Linked DNA regions of Homo sapiens: region 1 is linked to region 2. A link is a loop called in an ENCODE intact Hi-C map of the cell type or tissue named here. Cell type or tissue: Caco-2. All regions are shown on one strand. Each heading gives the region's core, and the rest is flanking DNA. Links, peaks and the distances in the headings are about the cores only.

The links. Peaks named below come from ENCODE experiments on the same cell type or tissue, not always from the same donor. Only the 100,000 strongest peaks of a DNase experiment are listed, where the experiment ranks them.
Region 1: a loop joins it to region 2, with 9 times the contacts of the local background. A loop is called at or near these places in 6 of 110 quality-filtered maps.

The regions. Positions count from the first base shown.
Region 1 is chr2:119,158,235-119,174,195 of GRCh38, forward strand. C1QL2 (complement C1q like 2) reads right to left here and starts at 517. Exons shown (of 2, transcript NM_182528.4): 1 at 1-517. The coding sequence starts at 35. It overlaps LOC107985941 (a long non-coding RNA gene), which reads right to left. Exons shown (of 3, transcript XR_001739665.2): 3 at 12,867-15,961. It also overlaps the pseudogene RN7SL468P. In Caco-2, for the core only: no CTCF peak of the experiment used is centred there; a DNase peak (open chromatin) is centred at 9,037.
Region 2 is chr2:119,099,664-119,115,624 of GRCh38, forward strand. No RefSeq gene overlaps it. Among named protein-coding and RNA genes, the nearest start is that of C1QL2, 51 kb to the right of the region's middle. RefSeq lists enhancers at 11,506-12,705, 13,288-13,953. In Caco-2, for the core only: no CTCF peak of the experiment used is centred there; a DNase peak (open chromatin) is centred at 6,838.

The DNA of each region.
Region 1 (15,961 bases), core at 4,471-12,470, 60 kb after region 2:
AGCAGCGGCACGGCGATGAGCAGCCCGAGCGCCATGGCCAAGAGTACGCCGACGGCCGCCAGGCAGGCACGCCGCCGCCGCTGCCACAGCCGGGAGGCGACCGCCACCAGCTCCTCCTTGCCGCCCGGGGAGGTAATGGTGGGGCGGCGCGGGCGGCCCCGCTCCCCGCGCTCGGGGACCGGCTCCGCGGGTCCTGGCCGCGCCCCCGACGTGGCGACCCCCAGCCCCGGCTACCCAACTACTTCAGCGAGAGGCGCCGGGACCTCTGAGCCTGGGCCCACCGCGCTGGGGCTGGTCGGGAGAGCCGCGGACGCCCGCGCGCATGACGTGGGGCACACAAGACGAATCCGGCGCCCCGAGGGTCCGGCGCCGGCCAGGGAGTGCTTGCGCTGGCCGGGGAGTCTGCTTGCGGCGTCCGGCGCTGGCTCCGCGGCGCTGCCTCCCGCCAGGCTCCGCTCCGCTGGGTTTAGTGGGGCTCCTAGCGCAGTGAGGGCGCCCCGGCTCCGCGGCGCGCTCTGCTGTGCTCTCTCGCTGTTCGCTGGCTCCCGCGCGGAGGGGGGACCCCGCTACCCTGACGTAAGGAGTCCGGGGCTGAGCGGCGGAGGCGGCGAAGCAGCGCGCGCTGCCATCACTCGGGAGACGGAGCCCTCATGTCATCAGCCTCCTATCTGGCGGCGTCCTCGGCAGAGGCGGTGAAGGCGCGGTTCCCCCTGGCGGCTCCCAGGAGCCACAAGTGGGCGCAGCGGGCGCGGTCCCAAGCCGGGGCACATCGGACACACCCACCCGCGGCCACACTCACGCGCCCCCCACCGATAACACACACAGACACCCACGCACGCAGTGGCGGGGCACGCACAGCCACCCCCACATGGCCACGAAAGCAGCTGGAATCCAGGTGTCAGCAGGGCTCCTCTGGGGTCACCTAATCCATCCCCTGGCCTGCAAAGAGGATCAAACCTCAACCCACCGAGTCCAGGAGAGTCCCGTGAGGTCCAGCGGGAAGGAGTTTCTGAAAGACCTCCTGAGTTATTTCTTCAGAATTGAATAGATCTCGCTTCTGGAAGATCTTTCGCAAACCTAGACTAAGGACTCCAGACTCTTAAACAGGCTCCCGTAGAGCACCCCACTAACCTCTGAGGTGACTCTAAAAAGCCCAAGGCTCCCAATACAAGAATATTTGCGGCCGGGCGCAGTGGCTCACGCCTGTGATCCCAACACTTTGGGAGGCCGAAGCGGGCAGATCACCTGAGGTTGGGAGTTTGAGACCAGCCTGACCAACATGATGAAACCCCGTCTGTACTAAAAACACAAAATTAACTGGGCATGGTGGTGCATGCCCGTAATCCCAGCTACGCGGAAGGCTGAGGCAGGAGAGTCGCTTGAACCAGAGAGGCAGAGGTTGCGGTGAGGCGGGATCGTGCCATTGCACTCCAGCCTGGGCAACAAAAGCAAAAGTCCATCTCAAAAAAAAAAAAAAAAAAAAGGAATATTCGCCTCAGACCTTTTCTTCCACCAGAAAATGGCTGGCCCTTGTCCTCTGCGTGAAGCTGGTGTAGAAACCAAATGCTTGATGCCGGCACTTGGCAGTGATCATGGTGCACTCAGCTTCTACTCCAAGCCCGGCCACTGCCAGGCAGATGCATGGGCACATTCCCTTGGACATCCCCAGCTTCCTCCTCCTGAGATGGGTTTAGTTATTTTAGAAAATAGTCCAAATAGTCCAAAGCCATTCTGAGCCAGTCTTGAATAAACCATGGCCTCAGATGAGAGCAGAATAGTCTATCTCCAATGTAGCATGTGAGGCTAAGGAAGGATGAGAGGCCCGCCGGTGTGGGAGAGACTTCCAGCGGAGAAATCAAAGCCCCAGCTTCTGCTCTTGCCCTGAGTAGCTGTGTGATTTTGCCAGGTGGTTCCTGTCCCTGAGACTCAGTTTCCTTAAAAGGCCGCCTCCTGCCCTAGCACCCCCAACATGGGAATCACACCAGGCCTGTCCTGGGGGGAGAATCTAAGGGCTGGTGTCAGTGTTTGGTGTAGCATCAGCATCTCTGGAACAACAGTGCACCCACCTAAGGCTATTGCTTTGAAGCTAACTCTCATTTGTCCTGCACTAGGTTCTTACGGGTTAATTAAAATCTATTTTTGTCCTCTGATCACCCTGGGTCATTTCCCCACTCCCAACCTCGTTGCTCTAGCCTGTTCTCTCCACATATATTTGTGGAAAGGATGACTGAGCCTAGCCGGAAGCCAACTTTACCAAGGAGAGAAGGAGCACATTTATTGGCACCTACTACGTATGCATCAGGCACTTTGCACGTGCTCCTTCATTCATTCCTCATGTTACTGTGGATTAGTGATCATTTTCCCACCGCACCAATGAGGAAAAAAAAAAGGTTTTGCAAGTGTAGGGTGTTTGCCAAGTGCATTTTACCCACATGACAGAGCCAGGATCCTCCCGGCACCCAGATCAGGGGCTATCTGAACCTGTCAGTGAACACAGCTTCAACAGCTACTTCTTGGCCACAGTCTTCACTGGTTTCCTCAGACTTGGGAGTCTTTCTCCACTCTCTGCCTCAGAGTCATCCCAAGAGCACGTGATTTCAGGAGCCACATGGCCTACTTCCAATCCTGGGTCTGAGACTTCCTGTCTGTGTGACCTTGAGCAAGTTGCTTCATCTCTCTGAGCTCGGATCTCCATGTGTAGAATGGGAATGGAAAAAGAACCTACCTCTAAGTTATTGAGAAGACTGAACGAGCCAATTAATGTAAAGGCTTTAGAACAATAGCTAGCTCAGTAGAAGCTTAGCTATTTTTATTAGCTATTGATGCTTTCAACCTCCCCTGCCATGGTTATGACCACTAGGATGCGACATGAAGGCAATATGCAGGGTGGCATGGGGAGGGTTAGGGTTTTAAAAAAAGAGAAGCTCAAAGATAATTCACATCCTTTGTCCTTCTCCAGAGCGCAGAAGGGGGATGTCCCATGCCTCCCACATTCCCCAAGCCTGCCCTGCTCTGTCTTTTTGTCTTTCAAAACTACCCAGAGTGTTTGTTCCCAGTCACCAGTTCCACCTGGACAAACATTTTCCAGGCAGACACTCACTCCGTTTGAATTCCCCAGCCTTTCAGACTGCTGGAGACTGCCAAGTCCCAGTGATTTTGTCCTTGCAGTATCTGGGCAAAGATGAAGCAAGGAGGGTCAGATGTTTGAGACCCAGGCTTTCACCTTGGCAGACCACAAGCAAAGCTACCTTCCCTGGGGATCAGCATTCCTGGGAGCGCCTCTCAAGACCAGCCCTCCACCAGGAGGCAGGGGCAGCAGGCTCCAGGGCAGGCAGAGCCCAGGCAGCCTCCACATAGCAGCCAAATAAGTCAAGAGGTGTCTTTCCCCTTGCTTCTCCTTCCTCCCACCCATCATGGCAGGGCCAGAAGGCATGGCCTGCTGGAGTGTTGAACATACCTATTTTTTTTTCTTTTTTTTTTTTTTTTTTTTGAGACAGAGTCTCACTCTGTCGCCCAGGCTGCAGTGCAATGGTACAATCTTGGGTTACTGCAACCTCTCCCTCCCAGGTTCAAGCAATTCTCCTGCCTCAGCTTCCTAAGTAGCTGGGATTACAGGTGCCCGCCACCATGCCCGGTTAATTTTTGTATTTTTAGTAGAGGTGGGGTTTTGGCATGTTGGCCAGGCTGGTCTCGAACTCCTGGCCTCAAGCAATCCACCTGCCTCAGCCTCCCAAATTGCTGAGATTACAGGCGTGAGCTACTGCACCCAGCTGACATACCTGTTTATCCACCTGGCTTCTGCTCCTCCTGAGCGATCCATATCATTGGTGACTATCTTCTCTTCAATACTAATTATGACCTATATTAACATATTGCCTTCCATTTAGACTGTGGTTTTTACATTTCGAGACCCACTCAAATCTGTTCTAAATTGCCTTTAGTAATCCAGCAGGCATTCCTTCTGCCAACATACACTGACAACCTACTATGTGCCAACCAGTGCTCTCTATCTTATCCTTTCATAGAGCCCTGTGCTCTGTGACACATAGTTTGATGCTTGGTTCCACACTGTCATGTCCGGTTCTTTAGTGGCCTCCACCAGCAGTGGGCCCCATGCTTCATCTACCTGCACCATGGCCTGTCTCCTGCATCTCATCTGGACTCCTCTCTAATTATCCTTTCAGTCTCAGCTAAGTGTCACTTCCTTGTCTGAAGTCTTCCGTGACCCTTCTCTAAGCTGAGTTGATAGTTCCTACCCATGTACGCTTTAGAGTACGTTGAATGTACCCTGCCATCCTATGTCTTACCATCATGCATTTCTTTATTAGTTAGCCTCCCCCACCTGGCTATGGGCTCCAGTAGGGCAGGAATCGTATCATTCATTCATCTTCATCTTTTGTGTATGTCATTCATTTGCTCAATATGTGTTTATTGACCCCTGTCATATGCCAGCCATCATGCCACGTGCTGAGTACACAGTGGTACACAACAGTCTTGGTTCCTTCTACTCTAGCTGTTCTACAAGACACCCTCAGCTCCCCCATTTCTTTCTACCCGTAGCACATGAGTTTGTACCTGAACAGCTGCAGCATGGGTGTTTATTGACATGCTGTCTCTAAATCAGACCTGTGTCCCAATTAGAGTGTAAGCTCTTTAGAGACATCATGTGGAATACATTGGCCAATCTTCTGCCTGCATCCCCAAAGGGAAGGACAGCAGGAGATGTGTCAGGGAGATAGACAGGAGGGAGATCACCCAAGGCCTTGGAGCCCATGTTGAAAGAGGTGAATTGTCTCCTGTGTGTAATTGAGAACTGCTGAAGGAGTTTAAGCAGGGAAGTGATGTGATCCATCTATGTTTTGCAAAGACCACGCTGGCTGCTGTGTGGTGAATGGATGTGGTGGTGGAGTGGGGGTGGGTTTTGGAAATGAAACCAGTTTGAAGGCTATTGCATGATCTAAGCAAAAGATAACGATGGCTTGGTCTGAGATAGTAGAAGAGAAGTAGGTGAATTCCAGGTATATTTTGAACTTGGGGCCCATGGGTCTTGCTGATGGATTTGAGATAGAAGTTAAGGAAGGAGAAGGAAAAGAAAAAAAAAATCAAGATTAACTTCTAAGATTTGGGTCGAACAACTGGGTGAGTGAGCATGAGAAGGTGGGGATATTTGGGGAAGAGCAATATGTTGTCACTGCTGGGAGGTGGAAGGAATTATGAACTCAGTTTGGGAAATGTTCATTTTGAGTGAAATATATGAATGAAGACATCCTGTGGGCAATGAACATAAGTCTAGTACTCAGCAGTGAGGTTTAAAAATAGAGCTATTGGCCAGGCACGGTGGTTCATGCCTGTAATCCCAGCACTTTGGGAGGCCAAGGCGAGTGGATCGCTTGAACCCAAGAGTTTGAGACCAGCCTGGGCAACATGGTGAAACCCCATTTCTATTTAAAAAATTATTTTAAAAAATTGATAATGGAGCTATACACAAGCAAGTTTTCATGGAGATTGAAGTGTGAGAGAGAGAGAGAGCACAAGCTCATTATAACAATCCCCCCATGCTCACCCCAGCCATTTAAAAGATGGATAGAGGAGAAAAGAAACAGAAGCAGTCAAAGTAGGAAAGAAAGCCAGGAAAATGGCCTCACAGAGGGGAGCAGCTCAGAAGGGAGGATTGTGATCTGTAATTTGGAAAGTCCACAAGAGATAGAGTAAGATGAGGATAAAAAGGTATCCATTGCGTATGGCAAGATGGAAGTCATTGTGGATGATGGCAGAGAGAACACTGTGAGGTCACAAAATCATTTCCTTTTCTTCTTGGGCAGGGCCCAGCTATATTTTCCAGCCTCTCCTTCAGACTGGTGAGGACATGTGACAGAACAATGGCCAATAGAATGTGAGCTGAGTGATTGATGTAAGCCATTTCAGGCCTGTACCCTAAAAGCTCTGTTGCAATATTCCAAGCTCTTCCTTTATCTGCTGGCAATAGCAATAATAGGTAATATTTACTGAGCACTAACTGTATCCCTATGCCAAGCATTTTAGATATATTAATTATTTTAATGCTCACAGCACTATGAGATATGCATCCCTGTTTTACAGATGGGGAAACTAAGATAAAGCTATATATTTATAAATGTCACTGTCATATGTAATCACTCCAATAATTGCTCCAGATTATGCTGGGATCCTGGACATGTGTCCCCCCAGATCTGGAGCTCCCAGATGCCAGGTCAGTCTGGCTGAAGGCTTCTTGCATATATTGCTGATCTCTCCCAGCCAGACGGTAAGCCTCCAAAGGGCAGGAACTGTCATGAGGACATGGCAAGTGTCAAATAAATATTTTTAAATTATTGATTATTTTATAGTGCCTGAAAATTTTACATATATGATCTCATGTCATAGTTTGCTCAAAAAGTGAAAAAATTTAAAAGATACTCTTTATGCTGGAAAATTAGGAAAGGAGGGCAAAGAAGGAAATTGATTGGCCATGCAGGTTCCTGTTAGCCTTTGCAAAAAACAGAGAAGTCTTCCTTCTTTCCTTCCTTTCTTCCTTCTCTATTTTCTCCCTTCCTTCCTTCCCTCTTTTCTCCTTTCCTTCCCTCCTTCCTTTCTTCTTCCCTCCCTCCCTCTCTCATTCCCTCCCTCCTTCTCTCCCTCTTTTTCTTCTTCTCTGCTTTCTTTCCTTATTTATTCATTTATCTGCTCATTCATCCTCCATATAGCATGTGCACCTACCATATGCAGAATTCTGTGCTGGGGTGGGTAGGGTGGGAGGCATGAATATGATGTTCTTGCTAAAGAGCTTGCAGCTTGGATGGAGGAACAAGACTAACAAACAGAAAGCACCTAAGCAGCCATCTGTATTTAGGTGGTATAGACAAGGAGTACAGGCAGGAAGAGGTTGCCAAATGCAAGTCACTGTGGCCACACAAGGCACTTGAAGTCTATCCCAGGATGAAGAGACAGAGCAGGACCTTCAAGGACAAGTGAGACTTGAACCTGTGAGAGGTCTGGGTGGATAGTGCAGTGGAGCTGCCCAACTGGTGTCTGGGGCACAGCAAAGAGGCTGGTCTGTACAGAGCCAAGGGTTTGTGCAGGGCTGGTGTGGACAGTATGTTACATGTGCCACTTTTCCCATCAAGCATTCTCCCAGGACCCTGCTTCTGCAAGTATTGATTACTCTGTCTTCCAGCTCCATTTTGTTTATGCACTATCTTTGGCCTTTTTGGAGACACTGTAGTAAGCCTGGCCCTGTACCTCTCTTTGCATACCCCACCTCCAGCCCCTTAGTCTTCCTCATGTGTCTAGTGAGTGATTGCTCTGAAAGAAAGAGAAGGAAAATCATATTTTCTACCTCTGCTGGGCACTCAGCTAGAGCTAGTGGCGCATAGGAGCCATAGGCTCTTCCAGTCCTTTCAGGCAGGAACTAGTGCCCTACAGTGTAGGGCAGAACGGGGGCGAGGTGGAGTGCACAGGCTCCTGCTGTTCTGAGAGGTTGGGCCACAGTGACCCACAGGCCTGTTTCCATTTTCAGCCCTAGCTCCTGAGATGCTCACAGCTAAAGGGGGTGGAGAAAGAATGCTCCAGTCTTAGCCCCTGAAGACATCAGACAGCCCTGCTCAGTGACCAGTGAGAAAGCACCCACCAGGCCCATTAACCCAGAAGCAGCAGCAACACGTTTGAGTCAAGAGGGTCAGCCAGCCCCAGAAAGCCCTCACTTGGCCCTCTCAGAGACTGCTACTGGGGCCCTAATTATCTCACCTCTAAGGGGCTGGCCCTGGCTGGATCTTCATGGAGCTGTGAGCTTGTTGCAGTGTCTGGGCTTGCTTTCTCCAGAGCCCAAGTCCCCTGCAAAAAAAAAAAAGAGAGAGAGAGAGAGAGAGAGACAGCTCTCAGAAACCCAAAATGAGGATGATTTAAGCAGGTCCTCCTGCACTGAGCTCGGCTTATTCCCACACTAGGCCAGCCAAAGAACCAATCATTCAAGCCACCCTTCCCCTGCCAGCTTTTTTCTGTCCTGTATCTGGGTGGTGCAGTTTAATTATTCATCCATGCAGGAACTATTTATCCAGTGCCTACTATGTGCAAGATACGAGATCCAGCAGAAAGCAGAAACACTCTATCCCTCACTAGCTGAGAAGCCTGTGGGGGTTACTTTACCAACTTCCTTCTCTGCCTTCATGATAATATCTGCCAACATGGACCTTTCCTCCCCAAACCACCTATGTCCCAGAGCTGGGGTGACACACGTGACAAGTGGCAATCCTCAGATGGCCCTTGCCACATCCTATCTCCCCTGAGCGGCTTTTCTCTCTATGAATCTGCAGGTTCTTTAGGCAAAGATTCTGTCATTTGGTCTCCTCATCACTACAGGGCGGGTCTGAGATGGCACTCAACATGCATTTGTGGGATGGAATAGAATAAGACAGGAGAGCCCAGCATAGGCTGTTTTTCCCTGGGTGGCACAGCAAGCCACCAACAGCCCCAGGGGTCACTAGAGGGGTGTGGCTATTTGTTTCTTCTTGGCAGTCATGTTAATAAAGCTATGGATTGCTGGGGGAAGCAAGCTTGTGATTCAGAGAAGTTCATTGAGACCATATGGACTTCCCCTAGAGGAGACTCAGCCCTTAGTCCATGCAGATGTAGAACTTAGCCACGGAGTAGAGCTCACCTTCCCAATGCACCAACATTAACTGGGAAGTTGCCATGTGCTGGGCACTGAAGACACAGGTACGGCAGGGGATTCAAGCAGTCCAGTGCCACAGTGTTGCTGAGCCTCAATTGTCTCTTCTGCACACCCCTGGAGGGCATGGATATACCATTGTCCTCACCTTGTCACCACCCTCTGTGACCTTGTATTCATTAGGTGGGATACGGGAGAAGTAAAAGACAGTGAGTCCAGCTAAGCCCCAGTGCAGTGCAAAAATATCCCATTGATCTATCAAAACTCAGTCCCACCAATGCCTGCCTGCTCCTTGAGCAGCTGAAGTCCAGGCCTTTCCCGGGGCGCACCTGCAGGCCTGCCGCTGTCCGTGGTGCTAATGGCTGTGGCTGCCGGACTTCCCTTGGCAGGAAGGAATCAGGTTTCAGAAATCCAGGAATTAGCTTATGTTCCAGGCTTTGATGTGCGGCCATAGCTCTGTGTGGAGATCTCAGACACTCCATATATGCCCTCCCCTCCCTGCTCATGCCTACACAAGAGACTTCCTCCCTGCCTGGGCCGGAGGCTGGGTGGCTGAGAGGAACAGTTCTTGCCTTTCGGACTCCCTATTTCCTGCCTCTCAGCTACTTGCTCTATATACCCACTCTGACACACACACACACACACACACACACACACACACACACACACACACTTCCCATGAAACACAGCTGTAATGAGGCAACCACCAGCCCTCTCCAACAGGCAGAAGAGAGAGAATTCAAGCACGAGGCTAAAAATGCAGCTTTGACAACATCAAAAGGGCTTCCTCCCAACTGATTGTATCCTGCATGTTCATGTTTTGTAAAGTATTTGGAAGGAACACATGATCCTGTAAGATTCATTTAGGGAGGGCCTGCAACTCTGTAGAAGGCAGCCAGGCAGTGGGTGGAATTTTGGGGTCACTGGGAACCAGAAAAATCCTCCAGCCCCCACCACTCTACCAAAGGGTCTGGGCTTCACTGGAGTCACTTTGGGGACAAGGCAGCAATTCTCAAAGAATTTTTCCATCAGTGAAAGAAAAAAAAAAGCATCCCTGGGTAAAATTGGTTTCAAAAACTGTGTCAAAAAACTTTTGTAAAGACCTTCTCTCTACAAAAAAAAAAAAAAATTAATTAGCAATGCATGGTAGTGTGTGCCTGTAGTCACAACTACACGGGAGGCTGAGGTGGGAGAATCACCTGAGCCTGGGAGACGAAGGCTGTTTTGAGCCAAGATTGGACCACCGCATTGCAGCTTGGGTGACAGAAGACCTTGTCTCAAAAAAAAAAATACATTTTTTTTGTTTGATGAACTTTTCAGAACCTTTACCACACCAACAGTCATTGTGTTATTTTTCCCTGATATATTTGGCCAGATTTTATTTACTAGTAGAGCTTGGGTTCTAGAATATTCTAGCTTGAGTTGCACACTTAGCTCTGGCACTGACTAGCTGTGTTGCCTTGATCAAGTGTCTTACACTCTCTGTGCACTGTTTCCTCGTCTGTGAAATGGGAATGAAGGTAGCACCTTTCTCATAGGGCTGTCATGGAAGTTAAATGAGTCGATGCATGGAGAGCTCTCAGAAGGGAGCCTGGCATGTAGAAAACCCTAGAAAACTGTTATGTTGTATTATTCACAGGGACACTAATATTTGTGATACTCATTCTCAGAAATTCTGGGTTGAGGCATTGTCTCCCAAAGGCCCCCACAGTAATGCTTTCTGGGACATGATTTGAGAAGAGGAAATCCTTTAGAAGCTTGCATTTCTCAAAATGGGGGCAAAGATTTAACATCACAGAAGGAAGTGTGTTTCCACTGTCCTCCCTCCTGCAAGCCCAGGCCCTATTGTGGTTCTACAGTCCCTTCCCCTCTCCAAACCTCAGTTTCCCCCTCTGCCAGATGGGTGTAACCACTCAAGCCTTCCTTAACTTGGAGAGTTGGGGTTGGGGGAGATACGGAATGAGAATCTCCCTGTTCCACATTTAATTCCAAAGAAGAAGAGGAAGAGGAAGGGGAGGAAGAAGAAGAAGAAGAAGGAGGAGGAGGAGGAGGAGGAGGAGAAGGAGAGAAACATCTCCCTGGACAGGCTCTGGAGGCAGAGAAGGAAGGGAGACCCTGTCTTTCTCCTGGGCGGTGGACCGAAGAGGTCTTAGTCGGCTCCAGCCCCCCAGCCACTCAGCCAATCCCCAAGTCCTGAGTGGAGGCGCCTCCACTGCTCTCTCCTCCCACTCCTTACAATGAAAGTTAACACGGAGTCATAGTTCTAGGCTGTGGGTTCGGGGGCACTCTCAGGAAAGGAGGATTCCCCCAGGGGCCAGAGTAGTTCACTCACCAGGAGGGTGGGACCAGTAGGGGCAGTTTAGGCAAAGCAGCACTTCAAGTGGCATTAGTCATTGCAGCTTCCTCTGCCCACCTGCCCACACACCAAGCTCTCAGCTCCATGCTGCCTTAACCCAGGCCTCACACACCTTTCTCATCTTCTGAAACCTCAAACAATTGCATTCAGCCCATGTGCCATGCAACAGAGCCATTCTCTGAGAGTTGAGTGCAGCTATCTCCCTGAAGCCCTCTTAAAACGCAAATATCCCAGGGAAGAGCAACTTATCCAGCGACTAACACCTCAGTCTGAACCGATACAGGCTTTCTAAATGATAGAAGATGCTCTGTGCAGCCTGGGAGCTGAGAGCCAGGGATTTGTAAAAGCCGACCAGAGGAAGGCAGTGCACGAAGTGGAAAGAGACTGGATCTTGGCACCAGAGCTCGGTTCAGATTCTGGCCTCTTATTGTTGGGTGATGCCCTCTCTGAGCCTGAGCTTCCTCACCTGTCTAATTGGTGTGATAGTAACAACTCCCAGGTGCTGATGAGGAGTACACAAGATCATGTATTCAAAGTGCCTGGCACAAGCCGGGCGCAGTGGCGTGCACCTCAGCTACTCAGAAAGCTGCGGTGACATCATTTGCACCCAGGAGTTCTGGGCTGTAGTGCACCCGGAGTGCCCATTGGGGGCCCATACAATGTTCAGCATCAATACAGTAACCTCCTGGAAGCAGGGGATCGCCAGGTTGCCTCAGGGAGGGGTGAACCAGCCAAGGTTGAAAATAGAACAGGTCAAAACTCCCTTGCAGATCAGTCATGGGATCGTGCCTGTGAATAGCCACTGCACTCCAGCCTGGGCAACTTAGCGCGACCTCGTCTCTAAAAATGTATTTATTTTTTAAAGTGCCTGTCACACAATGAGCACTGAAACATTTTGTTTCCTCATCCCTTTCTTCTCACAGTGGGAGAAGCAACATGAAGATGAGGAGGGGGTGAGGCTGAGGCCCAAATCAGGCTGTCACGCTGGGAGATTTATTTTCATCATGGCTGGCCTGGTTGTTTTGGGGGGGAAGGAGGAAGATGTGGGGGTGCCTCTCCAGCTGCTGCACTTGAAGGCCCCCACAGCCCCTACTCCCACCTCCAGTACTGATGGCAGGCACTGGGGGGGTGGGCGGGGAGGTGGGCGAGCAAAGCCCTGAGGCAGCCTGGCTGTCACCCTTGCCCCTTCTCACTCTGCACCAGAGACCTCTGCCTCATCCTCAGGCTGCCAGTCGGCAAAGCCACTCTACATGCAGGAGGGTGAGCCAGCTGGCTGAGCTCAGCCCCGGGTTGACACAAACACGGGAAGATTCTGCAGGAAACACAAGGCAGCCACGGCCTCTGTCCCTGAGAGGAGCAGTGAGGGAGCCGCAGGGCTGGGCTGCGGCGTGACACTAGGGACGTGGGGGGAATGCAAGTGGGTCCAGACCTGGGGGCCACCAGTGCAGGAGCAAGGGCAGGCCGGCCATCAGAGCTGGGCGGGGAGGGGGGCGCTGAGCTTGGCGTGGGAGTTTCCCCAACGGACTGTGTCTTCCAGGGACCCTCGCCCCTCATGCCCCTCTGCGTCCTGAAGGGAGGAGGCACCACCCCTCTGTGGCATCTGCTTTTTAGGGCTGACGATGGAACAAGCTCATGGACAGGAGTGAAGCCCCTGGCACATAGCAGGTGCCACAGAAGGGTGGTGAAGTCTGCCCTAGATCAGAGATCATTCAGGGGGTCTGTTAACTTGGATGAAGAAGAAATACACTCTTATCACTAACATCAGGAAGGTAAGCAAGGAACCACACATAGAATTGACAATAAGTGTGACTTTGCCACCAAGAAGAATCACAAAGTTTTATTTTATTTTATTTTATTTTATTTTACTTTAAGTTCTGGGATACATGTGCAGAATGTGCAGGTTTGTTACATAGGTATACTTGTGCCATGGTGGTTTGCTGCACCCATCAACCCGTTATCTAGGTTTTAAGCCCCGCACGCATTAGGTATTTGTCCTAATGCTCTCCTTCCCCTCGCTCCCCACCCCCAAACAGGCCCCGGTGTGTGATGTTCCCCTCCCTGTGTCCATGTGTTCTCATTGTTCAACTCCCACTTATGAGTGAGAACATGTGGTGTTTAGTTTTCTGTTCCTGAGAATCATAGAGTTTTCATAGCCCAGTACAATAATCACAGATACATGACATAGAGTTGTGTGACATGTAGACCCCAATAGTCCGGTTAATGGGATGCTTTAGTTAAAAAGTACATAGATTACTGTATTATAAGTTTATGTTTTAGGATATTTTGATGATTACTTTTTAGAAATAGTTTCCTTTGTAACCTTTATTTTACTTAATGCATATGAAAGAATCATTCAGAGGAGGGGTCCATGGCTTCACCAAGATGAAACAGGTCATTGGCATGAAAAAGGTTAAAACGCTGTGCCCTGGAACCAGGAGTTTATGATCCAGGCCTGCAGCATGCTGTATGACCTTGGCCACATAACTTCATTGTGCCTCAGTTGCCTCAACTATAAAATGGGGATAATAAACCTGTGACATATGATGCTTGGGGGGTTAAATGTGACAAAAGTCTTAGCACTCTGTGTGCCATACAGTGAGGGCCCCAGCATGGGCATTGATGCACCGTCTTGATTCCTCCTGCCTTTCCCAGGTACAGGGAGCTTCCCCAGCCTGCCTGCATCTGAGAAGATTCCACCAGAGAAACAGAACCAATAGGAGACATATATTAAGAGTTGTGTTGCGGCCAGGCCTGGTGGCCCATGCCTGTAATCCCTTTGGGATTACACTTTGGGATTACAGCACTTTGGGAGGCCAAAGCGGGCCTATCACCTGAGTTCAGGAGTTCGAGACCAGCCTGACCAACGTGGAGAAACCCCGTCCCTACTAAAAATACAAAATTAGCCAGGCGTGGTGGCAGGCATCTGTAATCCCAGCTACTCGGGAGGCTGAGGCAGGAGAATCACTTGAACTTGGGAGGCGGAGGTTGCAGTGAGCTGAGATGGTGCCATTGCACTCCAGTCTGGGCAACAAGAGCAAAACTCCATCTCAAAAAAAAAAAAGAGAGAGATGTGTTGCAAGAAATCGGCTTACGTGACCGTGGGGGCTGGATCCATAGCGCAGGCTCTCAGGAGGGGCAGTCCAGAACTCTCAGGCTGATGCTGCAGGCCACAGGTGGGATTTCTTCTCAAGAAAGCCTCAGCTCTGCTCCTAAGGCCTTTCAACTGATTGACTCATGCCCACTCAGATTATTGAGGGCTATCTCCTTTATTTAAGGTTAACCGGCCCAGTGCAGTGGCTCACGCCTATAATCCCAGTATTTTGGCAGGAAGATTGCTTGAGGCCAGGAGTTTGAGACAGGACTGGACAACAGAGCAAGAGCCTCATCTCTACAAAACATAAAAAAATTAGCCCGGTGTGGTGGCACACTCCTATACTCCTAGCTACTCTGGAGGCCAAGCCGGGAGGATCACTTGAGCCCAAAAGTTCAAGGCTATACTCCTAGCTACTCTGGAGGCCAAGCGGGGAGGATCACTTGAGCCCAAAAGTTCAAGGCTGCAGTCAGCTATGATCAAGCCACTTATACTCCAGCCCAGAAAACAGAGTGAGACCCTGTCTCTAAAACAACAACAACAAAAAACCCCAACCAATTGTAGATATCAACTACATTGCTGTGGCTTGAATGTCTCCTCCAAAACTCAATCTGAAACTTAATCCCTAATTTAATAGTATTGGCAGGTGACAGGGCCTTTCAGAGGTAGTTGGGTCATGTGGGCATTCATGGATTAATGGGTTAATAGATTAATGGGTTATCATGGGAGTAGATTAGCTATCACAAGAGTGAGTCTGTTACAAAAATCCAGCTTGGCTCTCTCTTGTGAGCCCCTCCCCATACGATGCCCTGCACTGACCATTAGCAAGAAAGCCTTCATCAGATGGACCCCCTCAACCTTGGACATCTCAATCTTCAGAACTCTAAGAAATAAATTTCTTTTCTTTATAAATTGCCCAGTCTCTGGTATTCAGTTATAGCAACAGAAAATGGACTAAGATACACATCTACGAGATACCTCCACAGCAACTCCTAGATTAGTGTTGATGGAATAACTGGGGATTGTAGCCTAGCCAAGTCGACACCTAAGACCGGCCCTCATGTCACCCAAGGACAAGACAGCGAGGTCCTGAAGAGTTTCATGAAGAGGAGGGGAAGGAGAGAGTGGGGAGCTCAATGTGGACCCCTCAATTAATTTCCCAAGTGCTCAATGAGGCCTGCCCCACCTCTCATCCAGCTCCTTGGCCAGGCCCTGCCCCCACTCACCTCTCTTATGTGGGACACGTGAGCCCCTCCAGTGTGCCAGGAGCACATGGGTACAGGCACACATAGAGAATGCCGTGTCCACAGGAAACCCAGTGAGCCTGAAGGGCCTTGGCGTGCCATTTACAGGTCACTCACTTGGGCCAGGCCTCACTAGGGATGCCAGGGTGAACAAGACGTGGCCAGTGCTCTTGAAGGGCTCCCACCTGGTGGAGGTAGCAGACAAGTAAGGGGACAAAGGCCCCTCAGAAGTACACATCTGGTGGGCCGGGCGCGGTGGCTCACATCTGTAATCCCAGCACTTTGGGAGGCCGAAGCAGGCATCACTTGAGGTCAGGAGTTCGTGACCAGCCTGGCCAACAGGTGAAACCCAGTCTCTACTAAAAATACAAAAATTAGCCAGACGTGGTGGCGCGTGGCTGTAATCCCAGCTACTCGGGAAGCTGAGGCAGGAGAATCACTTGAACCCGGGAGGCGGAATTTGCAGTGAGCCGAGATCACGCCATTGCACTCCAGCCTGGACACAGAGCGAGACTCCATCTCAAAAAACTAAAAAAATAAATAATAAAAAGTACAAATTAGGTGTGGTTATCGCCTGGAGAGCCAGG
Region 2 (15,961 bases), core at 2,634-10,633:
AACTCTCAATAAACTAGGTATTGATGGAATGTATCTCAAAATAATAAGAGCTATTTATGACAAACCCACAGCCAATATCATACTGAATGAGCAAAAACTGGAAGCATTCCTTTTGGAAACTGGCACAAGACAGGGATGCCCTCTCTCACCACTCCTATTCAACATAGTGTTGGACGTTCTGGCCAGGGCGATCAGGCAAGAGAAAGAAATAAAGGGTATTCAAATAGGAAGAGAGGAAGTCAAATTGTCTCTTTGCAGATGACATGATTGTATATTTAAAAAACCCCATTGTCTGAGCCCCAAATCTCCTTAAGCTGATAAGCAACTTCAGCAAAGTCTCAGGATACAAAATCAATATGCAAAAATCACAAGCATTCCTATACACCAATCAAAGACAAATAGAGAGCCAAATCATGAGTGAACTCCCATACACAATTGCTTCAAAGAGATAAAAAAATACCTAGGAATCCAATTTACAAGGGATGTGAAGGATCTCTTCAAGGAGAAATGCAAACCACTGCTCAATGAAATAAAAGAGGATACAAACAAATGGAAGAACATTCCATGCTCATTGATAGGAAGAATCAACATTGTGAAAATGGCTATACTGCCCAAGGTAATTTATAGATTCAATGCCATCCCCATCAAGCTACCAATGACTTTCTTCACAGAATTGGAAAAAACTACTTTAAAGTTCATATGGTACGAAAAAAGAGCCCACATTGCCAAGACAATCCTAAGCCAAAAGAACAAAGCTGGAGGCATCACACTACCTGACTTCAAACTATACTACAAGGCTACAGTAACCAAAACAGTATGGTACTGGTAGCAAAACAGAGATATAGACCAATGGAACAGAATAGAGCCCTCGGAAATCATCTACAACCATCTGATCTTTGACAAATCTAATGAAAACAAGAAATGGGGAAAGGATTCCCTATTTAATAAATGGTGCTGGGAAAACTGGCTAGCCATATGTAGAAAGCTGAAACTGGATCCCTTCCTTACACCTTACACAAAAATTAATTCAAGATGGATTAAAGACTTAAATGTTAGACCTAAACCATAAAAACCCTAGAAGGAAACCTAGGCAATACCATTCAGGACATAGGCATGGGCAAGGACTTCATGACTAAAACACCAAAAGCAAAGGCAACAGAAGCCAAAATTGACAAATGGGATCTAATTAAACTAAAGAGCTTCTGCACAGCAAAAGAAACTACCATCAGAGTGAACTGGCAACCTACAGAATGGGAGAAAATTTTTACAATCTACCCATCTGGCAAAGGGCTAATATCCAGAATCTACAAAGAACTTAAACAAATTTACAAGAAAAAAAACAAACAAACCCATCAAAAAGTGGGTAAAGGATATGAAAAGACACTTCTTAAAAGAAGACATTTATGCAGCCAACAGACACATGAAAAAATGCTCATCATCACTGGCCATCAGAGAAATGCAATTCAAAACCACAATGAGATACCATCTCACACCAGTTAGAATGGCAATCATTAAAAAGTCAGGAAACAACAGGTGCTGGAGAGGATGTGGAGAAATAGGAACACTTTTACACTGTTGGTGGGACTGTAAACTAGTTCAACCATTGTGGAAGACAGTGTGGCAATTCCTCAAGGATCTAGAACTAGAAATACCATTTAACCCAGCCATCCCATTACTGGGTATATACCCAAAGGATTATAAATCATGCTGCTATAAAGACACATGCACACGTATGTTTATTGCAGCATTATTCACAATATCAAAGACTTGGAGCCAACCCAAATGTCCATCAATGATAGACTGGATTCAGAAAATGTGACACATATACACCATGGACTACTATGCAGCCATAAAAAAGGATGAGTTCATGTCCTTTGCAGGGACATGGATGAATCTGGAAACCATCATTCTCAGCAAACTATGGCAAGGACAGAAAACCAAACAGTGCATGTTCTCACTCATAGGTGGGAATTGAACAATGAGAACACTTGGACACAGGGTGGGGAACATCACACACCAGGGCCTGTAGTGGGGTTGGGGGAGGAGGGAGGGATAGCATTAGGAGATATACCTAATGTAAATGACGAATTAACAGGTGCAGCACACCAACATGGCACATGTATACATACGTAACAAAACTGCACATTGTGCACATGTACCCTAGAACTTAAAGTATAAAAAAAACACTAAACAGACTAGTAATAGAATATAACCACCTCAACATAATAAGTCATATATGAAAAACTGAGATAGCATTATACTAAATAGTGAAAGGCTGAAAGCTTTTTCCCTAAGATCACAAGACAAAGATGCCTACTTTCACCACTTCTATTCAACATAGTACTGGAAGTTCTAGCCATATTAGCTGGGACTCCACACACACACATGCACACAGACACACACACATAACTGTTAGAGCTAATACATTTAGCAAAGTAGCAGGATACAATAATCAGCATGCAAAAATTAGTTTCATTCTTATACGCTAATGAAGAACAATCCAAAAAGGAAGTCAAGAAAATAGTTACATTTACAATTGCATCAAAAAGAATAAAATACCAATGCATTAACTTACCAATGAGGCAAATGTCTTGTACACTGAAAACTACAAAGCATGCTAAAAGGAATTAAAGAATAGTTCAATAAAAAGGCATCACATGTTAATGGATTGAAAGGCTTAAAATTGTTAAAATGACAATACTACCCAAAGCCATCTACAGATTCTAAGCAATCTTTATCAAAATCCCAATGACGTTGTGTGCAGAAATATAAAAGTTCATTCTAAAATTTGTATGACATCACAAGAATCTCCAATTCTGCGAAGAAAGTCATTGGAAGTCAATGCCTGCTTCCTTCTAACTTACCAATTCTGTGAAGAAAGTCATTGGTAGCTTGATGGGGATGGCATTGAATCTATAAATTACCTTGGGCAGTATAGCCATTTTCACAATATTGATTCTTCCTATGGATGAGCATGGAATGTTCTTCCATTTGTTTGTATCCTCTTTTATTTCATTGAGCAGTGGTTTGTAGTTCTCCTTGAAGAGGTCCTTCACGTCCCCTGTAAGTTGGATTCCTAGGTATTTTATTCTCTTTGAAGCCCAAGTTTCTTTTTTTAATCTTTTTTCTCTCTTCATCAACTAGGCTAATTTATATTCATTTGTCTTCAAGTTCACTGACCCTTTTCTATCTGCAATATCTAATCTTCAATGAATATTTTATTTCAGATATTTTACTTTATAGTTATAGACTTTTCACTTGAGTATTAAAAAAGCTCTGTTGATATTCCCCAATCTGTTTGCTTATTCTATTCATATTTTCTCTTCAATACTTGACTAAATTGATGATAGCTATTTTAAAGTGCTGTTTGCTAATTCCAAAATTTGTGTCAACTGAAGGTATGTTTCTATTGATTGCTTTTTCTTTTAATATGAGTCATATTATTCTGCCTCTTTGTATGTTTAGTAATTTTTTATTGTATGCTGGGCATTGTTAATGCTATTTTGTAGGGCATTTTGGATTATGTTGTCTTCTGTTTTAGGTTCTAACAGACAGTTAAATTACTAGTGGATCCTCTGGATATTGTCAGGCTTGTTATTATGCTTTTCAGGATGAGTTTATTTTGATTTCCACTTTAGTCTAGGATATAGTTCTTACTCTAGGGCATGGTCCTTATTCCTAAGATATAACCCAATATTCTCAGTGAGGTGTCTTCACTTTGGTTAAAATGGAGTTTCAAGATCTCTCAGCATTGCATAACCTCATGAACCTCCATTAAGCTTTCAACCCTTCAGCAGCCACTTCCTAGGCTATGGTACAGCATCCCAACCTGTATATATGCAGCACAGACCTCAGCCAAGAACCTGAGAGAAACCCTCATGTAGACTTTGCCCTTAGAAGGTCCCTCCCCTCTGGTACCCTGCCTTTCAAATTTCAGATACTTTCGTGACCCCAAACTTTAATTTCTGCCTCCTCAGTTCAATGAAACCACTGCTTTTACTCTTTTCATGGGCTTCATTTCACTGTAACAAGGTTAGAAAAAGGATCCTAGGCAGAAAGTCAGGGCAAGTCATGGGACACATCTTTTGTGTTTTCCTTCTCTCAAGAATCAAAATCCTATGCTTCCTGTTGTCCAATGCTTGACATTGGACGTTGCATTTTGTGGGAAGGTAAATCCAAAACCAGATACTTAAACAGCTAGAACTATTTCTGGAAGTAGAAGTCTGGGAAATACATTTGAAAATGAAAAGGAAAAGAGAAAGAACAGGGCTACAAGGCTACAGTTAAAACATTGTTTGGGGCCTTTGTGGAAATTAGAAAAAAGTTCTTCCCTGCGTGATTGGAATACAAATGGGCTCCTCTTCTGGGCACAGAAATTAACAATACATTTCTTTTTCTTAGGACTAACTCCCCATAAGGGTTGACACAGGGATATTTCTGCCTCCTTTGAGACAATGAGACATGTCTTATAAGCAAGGCTTTCATGGTCTCAGCCACTTCACATTCAAGCTTCCCAATTTTATGGTAAAAGGTGTCCTCACTTCTGAAGACAATATTATGACATGATTTTACCTCATTATGGAAAGAACACAGGCCTTAGAGACTGAATAAATGGGTTCCTTGCTCTACCACTCACTAGCTGCGTGGTCTTGCATAAGTTATTTAACCTCCCCCAGCCCCAGCTTTATATTTGCAAAGTTGGGGATTAATGATGCCTACTTCTCAGGGTCTTTATGAGGATTACACAAGACATTGTGAAAAGGCACTTGGCACCATGTCAAGCACGCATAAATGTTCCATAAATGCTCTCTGGTTCTTGATAGTAGAATTAGTTGCAGCTAGTTTAAAAGAAGTGAGGACTTGGGTGATACCATGCACCCTCCTCACCTCAGACTCACAGGGACAAACTTTAGATAAAGAAGTATCAATGCTTCCCCTGTCCTTCCTCCAGAGGGCAGGCCTTCAAGTTATCAGATGACCAAACAGGGTCTGCAAAAATCCATCTGATACGGTTTGGATTTGTGTCTCTACCCAAATGTCATGTCAAATTGTAATCCCAAATATTGGGGGAGGAGTCTGGTGGGAGCTGATTGAATCATGGGGGAGGATTTCCCCCTTGTTATTCTTGTGATAGTGAGTGAGTTCTCAGGAGATCTGGTCGTTTAAGTGTGTAGCTCCCCCTTTACTCTCTTCCTCCTTCTGTGGCCATGTAAGATGTGCCTGTTTCCCCTTCACTTTTCACCATGAGTGTAAGTTCCCTGAGGCCTCCCCAGTCATGCTTTCTGACAGTCTGTGGAACTGTGAGTCAATTAAACCTCTTTTCTTTATAAATTACCCAGTCTTAGGTAGCTCTTTATAGCAATGCCATCTCACTAGCTTCCTGACATTTCCGTAAAAGGACAATGCTTTTCATTTCACAATTATAGGCAAGGCTCAGAGGGTGATGGCAGATAGCAGCTCTTTTCAGGAGGGCAGCAATCCCTCCTGATTGTTCTTCTCCACTCAGCCATGCCTACTCTTTTCTGCCCATGTGGTGGAAAAAGGGTGCAAAAGAGTGGGCATGGCTGAGTGGACAAGAGTGTGTCTGACCAAAGAAAGGAAAACTCAGGGATCCTTAAAATTTGCAAGATTTCATGATTCTATAGTAGACTGGCAGAGTTTCCCACCCTTCTCCCTGAATTTGCTGGACCTCCAGACCTGAGGAAGGAGAGAGCAATTGCTTTTGCTCTCTCCTTCCTTCAGGAAGGGGCAATTTTCTAGCTCCATCTGGGAGACATGTGTTGTAAGCTCACTGCTTAACAGAACTTGAGACTTATTTGACAGCTCCTCCTTCCCAGTTCTCTCCCTGCCTCTCTCCACATCATCACATGTCTCTTCTCAGTTTTCACATTCTCTTCTCCTCTCATATACTCTTTCCATTTACTCATTTACTCATATCTGTTGACCCCTTGCCTCGTTTTTTTTTTCCTTCCATCTTCTATGCCTGCTTCCTTCTAACTTATTTTTCCCTCCTCACTCCTCACTCATTCTCTTCCCATCTCTCTTCTTCTGCCCCCTCTTTACTCCTGGTGTACTGTCACTGGAATACATGACCATCTCTCAGGCTCTTGTCTCTCTCTCTCTCTCTCTCTCTCTCTCTCTCTCTCTTGCTCACTCTCCTATTCCTCCCTCTCTCCTGAGACCTCTTCTAATCTCAGCCTTTCTTTCTCTTTCCTACTCAATTCACTCTTTTTTCTTTTCCTCCTTCACCCCCAACTGTGAGGGAAAGGTGGGAGAATAGATGAGGGGAGGGAAATATGTGAGGAGAGGGGCCTGGGGTGGGGGATTTTGGAGAAAGAAGAGAACCAGGCACATAAATGCTGGGTGTGGCCATAACAAAAACAGAATACTACTTGGCTGAGGCCCTGCCCTCAGAACCAAACAAAGTAAAGGGGATCCCTGGAGAAAGAGCTGTGAGGAAACGAAAAGGACAGTCCTGCCAGTCCCACCTGTCCCACCTCAAAGAACATGGGCATCCTGAAGACCTGACAATGCATAGCCTAGTGGCAATAGAGTATGGGCTATGGAGCCAATCTGTCAGAGATCAAATCTTGCCTCCATCATTTACTACCTCCGTGACCTTGGACAATTAATTATCTGCGGTGCCTTGGTTCCTTCATATGTTAAAATGAGGAAAAAAGCAATATTTTCTCTGTAGATTTGTTGTGAGAATTAACTAAGCTAATATATATATAACGTTTCTGGCAAAGAAATTCTATGTAACTGTTATCTCCTATGATTTTTCTGATTTAGAAGGAACAGCCAACTTGCCCCTTTGGCGCTGTCCGTGGTGCTGAAGGCCTGAGCCTGCTCCTTCTGGCCCAGGAGTCCGAAAGGTTTGGTATTGGGAAATGGCAGCTCAAATCCATTAGCTCTCACTGTGTACCAAGGACTGTGCTAAGTGCAGTGCCTGCATTATCTTGCTTTTCTTCACTGCCTGGAAAATAGGTATTGTTATCTCCATTGTAAAGGTGAGGGAACTGCTGTTTACTTGAGGTGACACAGCTATTACAGTAATGGATGGAGCTGGAGTTTAAACCCAAGTCTTGCTTATTCCAAAGCCCATACTCTTTCTATAACACTGTTCTGTCTCTTGTGTCCTCATCCTGCCTCTGACTTTCTAATTCCCTGACAGCAGCCACTTGCTTCTGATAGTGACTTCTTTGACCCCAATCAACAACCAAAGCAGGTCAACGGAAGATCACTTATTATTTCTTTGCTGTTTGATGCTCCTGTAGCCCTAGGTCATGTTATCACGGCATCACAGTGTGTTGTATTTGGCTGAATATGGGTTTCTCACTTTAGCTAAACTTTGAGTTCCTTTGGGGCAGGGGATTTATGCTGATTATATAGTAGATGCTCATTAAGGGCCTACTGAACGAAACTAATTTCTCTTCTCCATTTAATGGTATTCTAATAGTGGAAGCTTGTCTCATCTTGCTGTTGTTTGACTTCCATAGGTGTTCTCTTTCCCTCACTGGGTCTCTGTCATCCCTACATGCCACTTGCAGCACTGGCCCCTCTGACTGATATTATTGGTCTGTTAAAAGGGATTTATTATTCAACCAACTAACTCATTGAGCCTCCTTTATGCACAGCTTTATGCTGACAGCATATGCACATATGACTAGCTTGTTCCTGTACTCAAGGCACACAACGTCTGCTGTGAAAACATAATGAGCACATGTGACACAGAGAGTGAGCAAGTGATACCAAACTGCATGAGGGGTCAGGGCAAGTATAGTAGATGTTTGTTATGGGAGGGAGGAAAGTGAGCCTTGAAGAATGAACAGGATTTAGATAAAAAGATGGTAATGTAAACATTCTAGGTAGGGCAATAATGTGCTTTACCCCTAGATGTGGGCTTGTGTGTGTGTGTGTGTGTGTGTGTGTGTGTGTGTGTTTGAAGGTGGGGGAAGTAGAGGGGAGAAATGAGGGCACTGGCAGTCTGAAACAGGGATACATTTTTCAATTAGTTGGGGCTAAAATTTTAAGGGGCTAGGGACAATGGAGGATGATGGAAAGTTTTGGAAGCAGACAGTAGTTTGGACCTGACTTGGTAGGAAGTGGGAAATTACCAAAATGCTCTGACTTGGAAAGTGACAAGATCAAATTGTGCTTTAGAAACATCCTGTCAGCAGCATATGGGGGCAATGAAAGGGCTGATCCCAGGGGCAGTTACACAGTCAGAAAGCTATTTGCAGGAGTCAGAGCTGAGGAGGTAAGGCCCTGGATTCAGAAAGTGGCAGTGGAGAAAGGACAAGAAACATCCATGGTGAACACCCATATGCCATGGTCCAGTTAACTTGGGCCTAATTGGAAATAACAAATACCAAGCAACCAAAAGCCACCCTGAGGAAGGATGCATTTTTTTTGTCCTGTTTCCCATACTACTCTGTGGTGTCAGTGGAGCATCCTAGCTGCAAGGGAGGTTAAAGGCTTTGAAAAATGAAGAGGAATGAAAGCTTGCCTTGCAGTCACCTGCATGCCGTCTCACACAGGCAGCTGAGGCCAAGGACCACCTGCAATGTCAGCTGGAAATCCAGGCTCTGCAGCCCCAGCTGGCCCAGATACGAGCTGAAGGTTGTTGGAGGTCCCCAGCAGCTGGCAGGTTGGTGGCCCACACCTCTCCCTGCTGCTCCTCCAGGATCATTCTGCATACCTCTTCCAGAAGAGCTGTGTCATCCTGAGGGTTGTGATAAATGAAGGTTCTATATAAAACCAACCCCATTGAAAACCACACTCCACTAAGTGCCTGTGTGGGTGTTGGGGGCCATGGAGAGCATTAGGGTTAAAATCAGGGCTCCTGACAAAAACCCAAAGCAATCCAGAAAAACGCTGGTGGCTGAGGTCTTGTTGACATGCCTGCCTGTCAGGTGGATCAGTTCTGTCCTATTAGACACACACTCTGAGCTTCCATGTGTGACATTCCTTCAGACCTTTATACAATTTTGCACAGCCTCCCAAAACTCATTATCCCATGTGACAGTCATTTTATCCTGTGAAGTAGAAAGGGAAAGCCTCATTATCTTTATCCATCTCATCAGTGAGGAATCCAGAGCATTGTCCTATACTTTCCCTATCATACCATTTATCATGCTCTATGATAATTACTACTGTTATTGTGTGAATTCACTACTACCCAGGGAGCCCCATGAAAGTAGGGATCAGGTCTGTCTTCTTCAATGCTGTCTCCCCAGACCCCACAGAATACTTGACAGCAAACAAATAAGTGAATGAATGAATGAATGAATGAATGAACTGCCAAAGGGCATATAGATGCTTCCCATCAGAACAAGAACTGGATCCCAGGTCTCCCATCCTCCAGTACAATCATGGTTTTCTTAGAGTATTAGAACTAGAAGAACAATTAGTGGTTCTGAGTCAAGCAGGTTTCCTCCCCTGAAATGCCCTTGTCCCACTTCCAGAAGTGCCATCCCTTCCAAGACACCCATCTTTCCACACAGCTAGAAGGGCATACTTCATTCACATTGGAATTACTTGGGAGCTTTTAAAAATACTGATGCCTAGGTTTCCAATTCCAGAGATTCTGAACTTAATTGGTCTGGAGATCAGCCCGGAAGTTGGAACACAAATGTACAACCAGGGTTAGCAACAGCTGCTTGAGAACATGGCATACTCAAAGCATGGTTCACAACCAGCAGCAAGAGCATTAGCTGGGCTCTTGTTAGAAATGTAGGTCTTGGCCAGGCTCGGTGGCTCACACCTGTAATCCCAACACTTTGGGAGGCCAAGGTGGGTGGATCACTTGAGGCTAGGAGTTCAAGACTAGCCTGCCCAATGTGGTGAAATCCCGTCTGTACTAAAAATACAAAAATTAGCTGGGCATTGTGGTGTGGGCCTGTAATCCCAGCTACTCGGGTGGCTGAGGCATGAGAATTGCTTGAACCTGGGAGGCAGAGGTTGCAGTGAGCCGAGATCGTGCCATTGCACTCCAGCCTTGGTGACACAGCCAAACTCTGTCTCAAAAAAAAAATGTAGATCTTAAATGTTCTTGCCACACACAGAAAAAATAATAACTATGTGAGGTAATGGATATGTTAATTAGCTTGATTATGGTCATCATTTGACAATGTGTATATATATCAAAACATGATATTGTATACCTTAAATATGAACAATTTTTATCTGTCAAGCATACTGCAATAAAGCTGGGGGAAAAAACGGGAAAAAAATGTCAAGCCTTAGGCCCCACCCAGACATGCTGAGTCAGAATTTGCATTTCCCCAGGAAAGGAGTTCCCTGAGGAATTTGCAAGTTCCCCAGGAGAGTCATTGACTTGAGCAATATTTCAGGGGTGGTTCTTGACCCTGGCTAGCAGTAGAATCACTCTGAGGGCTTTCTAATTACCAGTTGCTGAACTCCACGTGAGACCAAATAAACCAGACTCTCTGAGGATAGCGCTCAGGCATAGTGTTTAAAAATCTCCCCAGGTGACTCTCATTTGCAGTCAAGGCTCAGAAGCACCAAACAGAATAATCTGTACCTCTGCTGGCATATAGTGCTTTCTGCCTTGCATTGTCATTATAATTATCTGTGTACATGACTTATTTCCTCCATTGACCATCAGTTCCCTGAGGGCAGAGACTGTGTTTCATTTATTCATGATGCATAAAAAAGTTAAGCTCCTACTATGTGAAAAACAATGGGCTAGGCACTGGGGATACATGTGCAGCCTCTGCTGTCAAAAACAGTCCTGTGGTCATGGAGTTCACAATTTAGAAGGAGAAACAGACATACAAATTAAGTGATTAAAATGTGAGAATAGGAGTCTACCTGGAAATATGAACAGGGAACCACCAGGCTCTGGAGGAGAGCAACGTGACCCTCCTGGGAAATTCAGGGAGGGTTTCACAGGAAGGCAGCCTTGGAGCTGCCCTTGCAGGGTAAGTAAGATGCCTGCACAGGTAGAGAAGACAAGGAGAGGAAACTCCTAAGGAAAGGAGCAGGTTGCACATAAGCAGATACATATGGGTAAAATGATGAATATACAAAACTGTTATCCCAGAATTATTTATCATCACAACATATTGTAAACAACTTAAATGTCCATCTGAAGAAGACTGCTAAATAAATCATGGTCCATTCTTGCAAAAGAATATCGGGCAAACAAGAATATGTTGAAGAGCCTCTTTTAGGTACTCATATAGAATCATCCAGGACAGAGTGCTAATCCTCCATGAAAAAGCAAGGCCATTGTAAAGCACAATTTAAAATATGTTGTTATACACACTCAATCTGCCTAAACACCCTATGAGGCATCATCATACCCTTTTTGAAGATAAGGAAACCGCATCTCAGAGAGATGAAGTACCTTGCCCAATTTCGCGATGTAAACCAGAGAACCAGGCTTCCAACTCACGTGGGTCTGACTGAAAAGCCTGCAATGGTTCTGCCAGCCCAGGCTGGCCATGGGCTTTGTCTGATGAGACCATTTATGGAGTAGATAGATTTGTGGGCATCAAGGCCTGAGGCAGGGGGAATGGGCTTCAGGGACAGAGCCAGAATCCCAAGGGAGGGGCAGGAAGACAAGGCCAGGAAGAGAGAAGGAACAGGCTCAAAGGACACAGCCCTCTGACTCTGCCATTGCCACCAGCTGTTGACAACTTCCTAAGCTGTGGGGCCTATACCCAAATGGGTGGTCCTGCAAGCAGGGAGTCCTAATGTGGTCACAGCCACTGCTGCAATGTTTGAACCAGCCAGGCATTTGCAAAGGAGTCCTGCCACCCCAGTAGACAGCAACAGGCACAGATGATCCCTAATTTGTCTTCTAAGCCCTCTGTTGGAAGTAAGTGCTCGGTGCCACCAAGTGAAAATAGCACTTAGGCAAAAGTTTTCTCAGCAAGGCAATTTACTTCTATAGAAGGGTGTGTCTTGCGGATGGAGCAGTGGCGAGAGCACACCGGAAAAGGGAGGGGAAGGGCTTCTTACCCTAACGCAGCTAGTCCCTACTGCTGTGTCTTTCCCCTATTGGCTAGGATTGGACCACACATTCCAAGCTAATTCTGACTGGCTATTTTAAAGAGAGCAGGAATATGAGCCAGAGTGGCAGGGTGAGTAGTTCGGCAGGAAGGGCGGTTACAGAGCAGGTGACTCAGGATGACTAAGAACAGAGCAGGTGACCAAGGATGACTAAGTTCAGAGCAGGTGATAGAGGCTAGGAGGGGGTTGTTTACTGAGGCTAGGGGCAAGGAGACACAAAGAATGAGGAAGTTAAACTTTAAAATGGAGAACAAAGAACGGGGAAGCTGAACATATTGACACATTGGTTCTTTGGAGAGGAACTCAGAACTCACGGTACTTCACAATTTTCTCCCTCTTGAATTTTAAAGAAAGTTAACAGGCTAAACTTTGAAGGGGAAACTGATCTATTCTACACCTCCATCCAGAAAGAGGCCAAGGAGCACACTGAATGGCAGCCCCACTTTATAGAAGCCCTTGGAGCACAAATCCCTGGATTCAGAATTCCCTACTAAAGCCTAAGAAAAACTGAGGCCCTGTCTTCTCCTCCATCACATGAGGAGCTCATATCTGACAATGCCACCCATCTGAGGGTACTCCCCAAACAGCCACATCACCCAGGAAGCCCCCACTGTAAGACGACCCATAGTAAGGCTTGAGTCGTCATCTCAGGAGAGGTGCTGAAGCCACATGTGAAGAGGAAAGAGTGTGGGCATTAGGGTTCCATTCAGACCCTGGCTCCACCCCTACCAGCCAATGACTTAACGAGTCACCTAACTGCTCTGAGCCTCTGTCCCCACCCCTTCTACATGGGGATGTCCTCCTTGCTGTGGGCAAATGACATGAGTCTACCTATGTCAGGTTCCCAGCCCAGCTTTGAGGTTGGCAGACAGAAAATAGAGTGGAGCTGTCATCCCATTCATTTCTGCATCCATGCACAGCTCACAGCCCCCAAACCTTTCCTAGCTGCCCCTGGTCCCCATGACAACCTCGTGAAAGCAGGGGGTCTCATAATCAAACACTCCTAGGGCAGAGGGTAAAGTACACACACAAGGCAGGGGTTGTATAAGACAAGAGAAAGTGGGGGCGGCGTGCTGAGCAGGAGAGTGTGGCCCCACCTGAAGGGACTTGCAGGCCCAATTTTTATAAAAAAGAAAAAGAAAAAGAGGGGACAATTTATCCCTTGAGCCACCCCTTTGAGAGTCTTAACACTGAAGCCAGCTGGGGCCCAACAAGTACCCCCACAGCCTGCTTGGGGACACACAGAGTTAGAGGAAAACTGAGCCCAGCCCAGAACTGCATTCTCTCCCAGCAGCTGCTGCCAGGCTGGCCTCATCCTGAGCAGAGGAGGTAGGCGGCTGGGGGTGTACTCTGTGGAACATCGGGAAAGGCCCCCCAAGAGCTCTCCCCGCCAGAACCTGAAATGCCGGCATTAAATATTCATTCCTTTGGGTTAAGTGTTTCCTCTCCAGGGTCCTCTTTTAAAATTCAAATGCTTCTTTGGAGAGGAACAAGCCACTTGTGGCTCAGAATCAAATGTACTGGAATTGAGTGGATGGAATGGCAGCCCTGCTCAGGGAGGAGAGAGGACCTCCTCCCCCATCACCACCCACTGCTCCTCACCATCCCTTTTGCACTGCTGTGCTCCTCCGCCCTCAGTCCATTTGAGGACCACGTATGTTGAGGGGCTGGAATAGAATCTGCTCTAAGTTTCTGTTCCGGGAGATCAAACAAGAGATTCACTCAGAAGAGCCCTTGGCCACTGCAGACACCTTGGTCTCCCCTTCGGGTCCCAAACATTCTTGCTGGAAGTTAGGGGGCTAGGCAAGCACGTGGAGCTGAGCTTTTCCAGTGCAAAGAAAGCCAGCAGCAGCCCAGCTCTGAGCAGTGAGAACAACTTCTGCCCCAGGTAGCTAGGAGAGCTGGCAGACCAGCTCCCCAAGGAGGCTCAGAGCCACAGCGACTGCATCGCTTCCTCAGAAGCCTGCATTGTCATTCCACGCAGGTTTCCATTTGATTGGGATGCAGAGAACAAGTCAGCATGTACATCCCCACTAATGAGAGTGGCCCTAATGAATGCATTAACAAGAAAGTACGGTTGGGGACCCACTGTGTGCCCAGCCCATGCTAGGCATAGCCTTTGAAATGAGGTTTCTCTTGAACCTCACTTCTTTTACCCACTCGTTCAGGACCCGTGACCTAGCCCTCAAGTCTCCCTGATTATTTCTGGAAGTCCTCAGAAGGTTCTCAAGTTTGTCCCCACAAGTTCTCTTAGCTTCCCTGTGTGTCCAGCATTTGTCTCCCCTCCAGGTCTGGCTTCCTTTGGAGAAGCCCATAAAAAAGGCAAAAAAAAAAAAAAAAAAAAAAAGCTCTGTCCCGTAGCCCCTGCTGCTGGTGCAACTTTTATTGTTGCTTTTGCTTCCTGTCCCCTAGGGTGACATGATGTGTGCCCCAGTCAAAGTGAACCTTCTGAGTTGAGAAGAATGCTGCCCGCCCTTGGGCAACTGTCACCCCTCCTCTCATAGGACCTTAAGGTGGAAACCATCCTATGCTCTTCTGTTAGTGGGGGCCAGACACAAGTCCAGGAGAGGGATGGTGGACCGCTGTCTCCCAGATGCTCCCCGTCACCCACACCAGGGCCTCTGCCATCCACATCTGTACCCCAAGAGCACTGGCCTCAGACATCAGACCCAAGGGTTGAGTTCCTGGATGAGTGACCTCTACAAAGTCACAGCCAGCCAGGCCCACATCTAGACTGCCAGGCTGCTGGGCTGAGAACCTTCCCCAGGAAAGGGCCAACAAGGTATATTCCCAGTCACCAGACACTCTTCCACTGTCAGAGACTGACTACCAGGCCAGAGAGCCCCTTTCAGGAAGAAGAGTGAACAGTTCTGGCCTGATAGCCCTCTTCTGTTTGCAAGAAGCCCAGGGACCCCCAATAAGCCTCATAATGCCGCTGAGCCTCAGTCTTTCTCATCTGTAGTTAAAAATGCCTTTTTGGCCTGGCGCAGTGGCTCATGCCTGTAATCCCAGAACTTTGGGAGGCCGAGGCATGCAGATCACCAGAGGTCAGGGGTTCGAGACCAGCCTGTGAAACCCCATCTCTACTAAAAAATACCAAAAAAAAAAAAATTAGCTGAGCATGGTGGCACGCACCTGTAATCCTGGCTACTCAGGAGGCTGAGGCAGGAGAATCTCTTGAATCCAGGAGGTGGAGGTTGCAGTGAGCAGAGATGGTGCCACTGCACTCCAGCCTGGGTGACAGAGCAAGACTTGGTCTCAAAAAAACAAAAAAAAAAAGCCTTTGTATGGGGTCATTATAATGATCAGCCATAGCATCTACCACCCACCCACCCAGTGAGCACTGCTTAGATGCCAAATGATTTCCAAACCATACTAATCCTCCATGAAAATCTAGCTCTTATGAGCACTCTCATTTTACAGAGGAAAAGAAAATTAGGCTTGGAATAAAACACTGGGCACAGTGTTTGGTGCATGGACAGAATTCACTAAATGCTGCTGAGTTTTTGTACAAAAATGCTTATCAAGAAGTTTTTATGCCAGTTAGAGAGATGAGATGGAGCAACATACAATTATCACATCCTTTACCCTGCTTGCAGGCTCAGGGAAGGGCTGTCTTCCCTGATCTCCCAGCCCATGGTTGTCTGTGCTTCTCCATCTGAGCTCTGTAACTTGGATTGTGTTCACCACTTACCTGACACTGAGTGACCTTCAAGGCCCAGCCCAAGAGCTCCCAGTTCAAAGTCATTGTCTTTCTCCTGTTCATTCTCTGCAATCTGAGCAACAGATCTCTGAATGCCTGCCCTTCTTCGCTTCTACACTGTGCCCTTTAAGGTCAGGGACTACATCTTATTTTAATTCCTTTGCTTTTGCAGAAACACCCCACAATTTGTATGTAGCAGACACCCAATGATGTTTG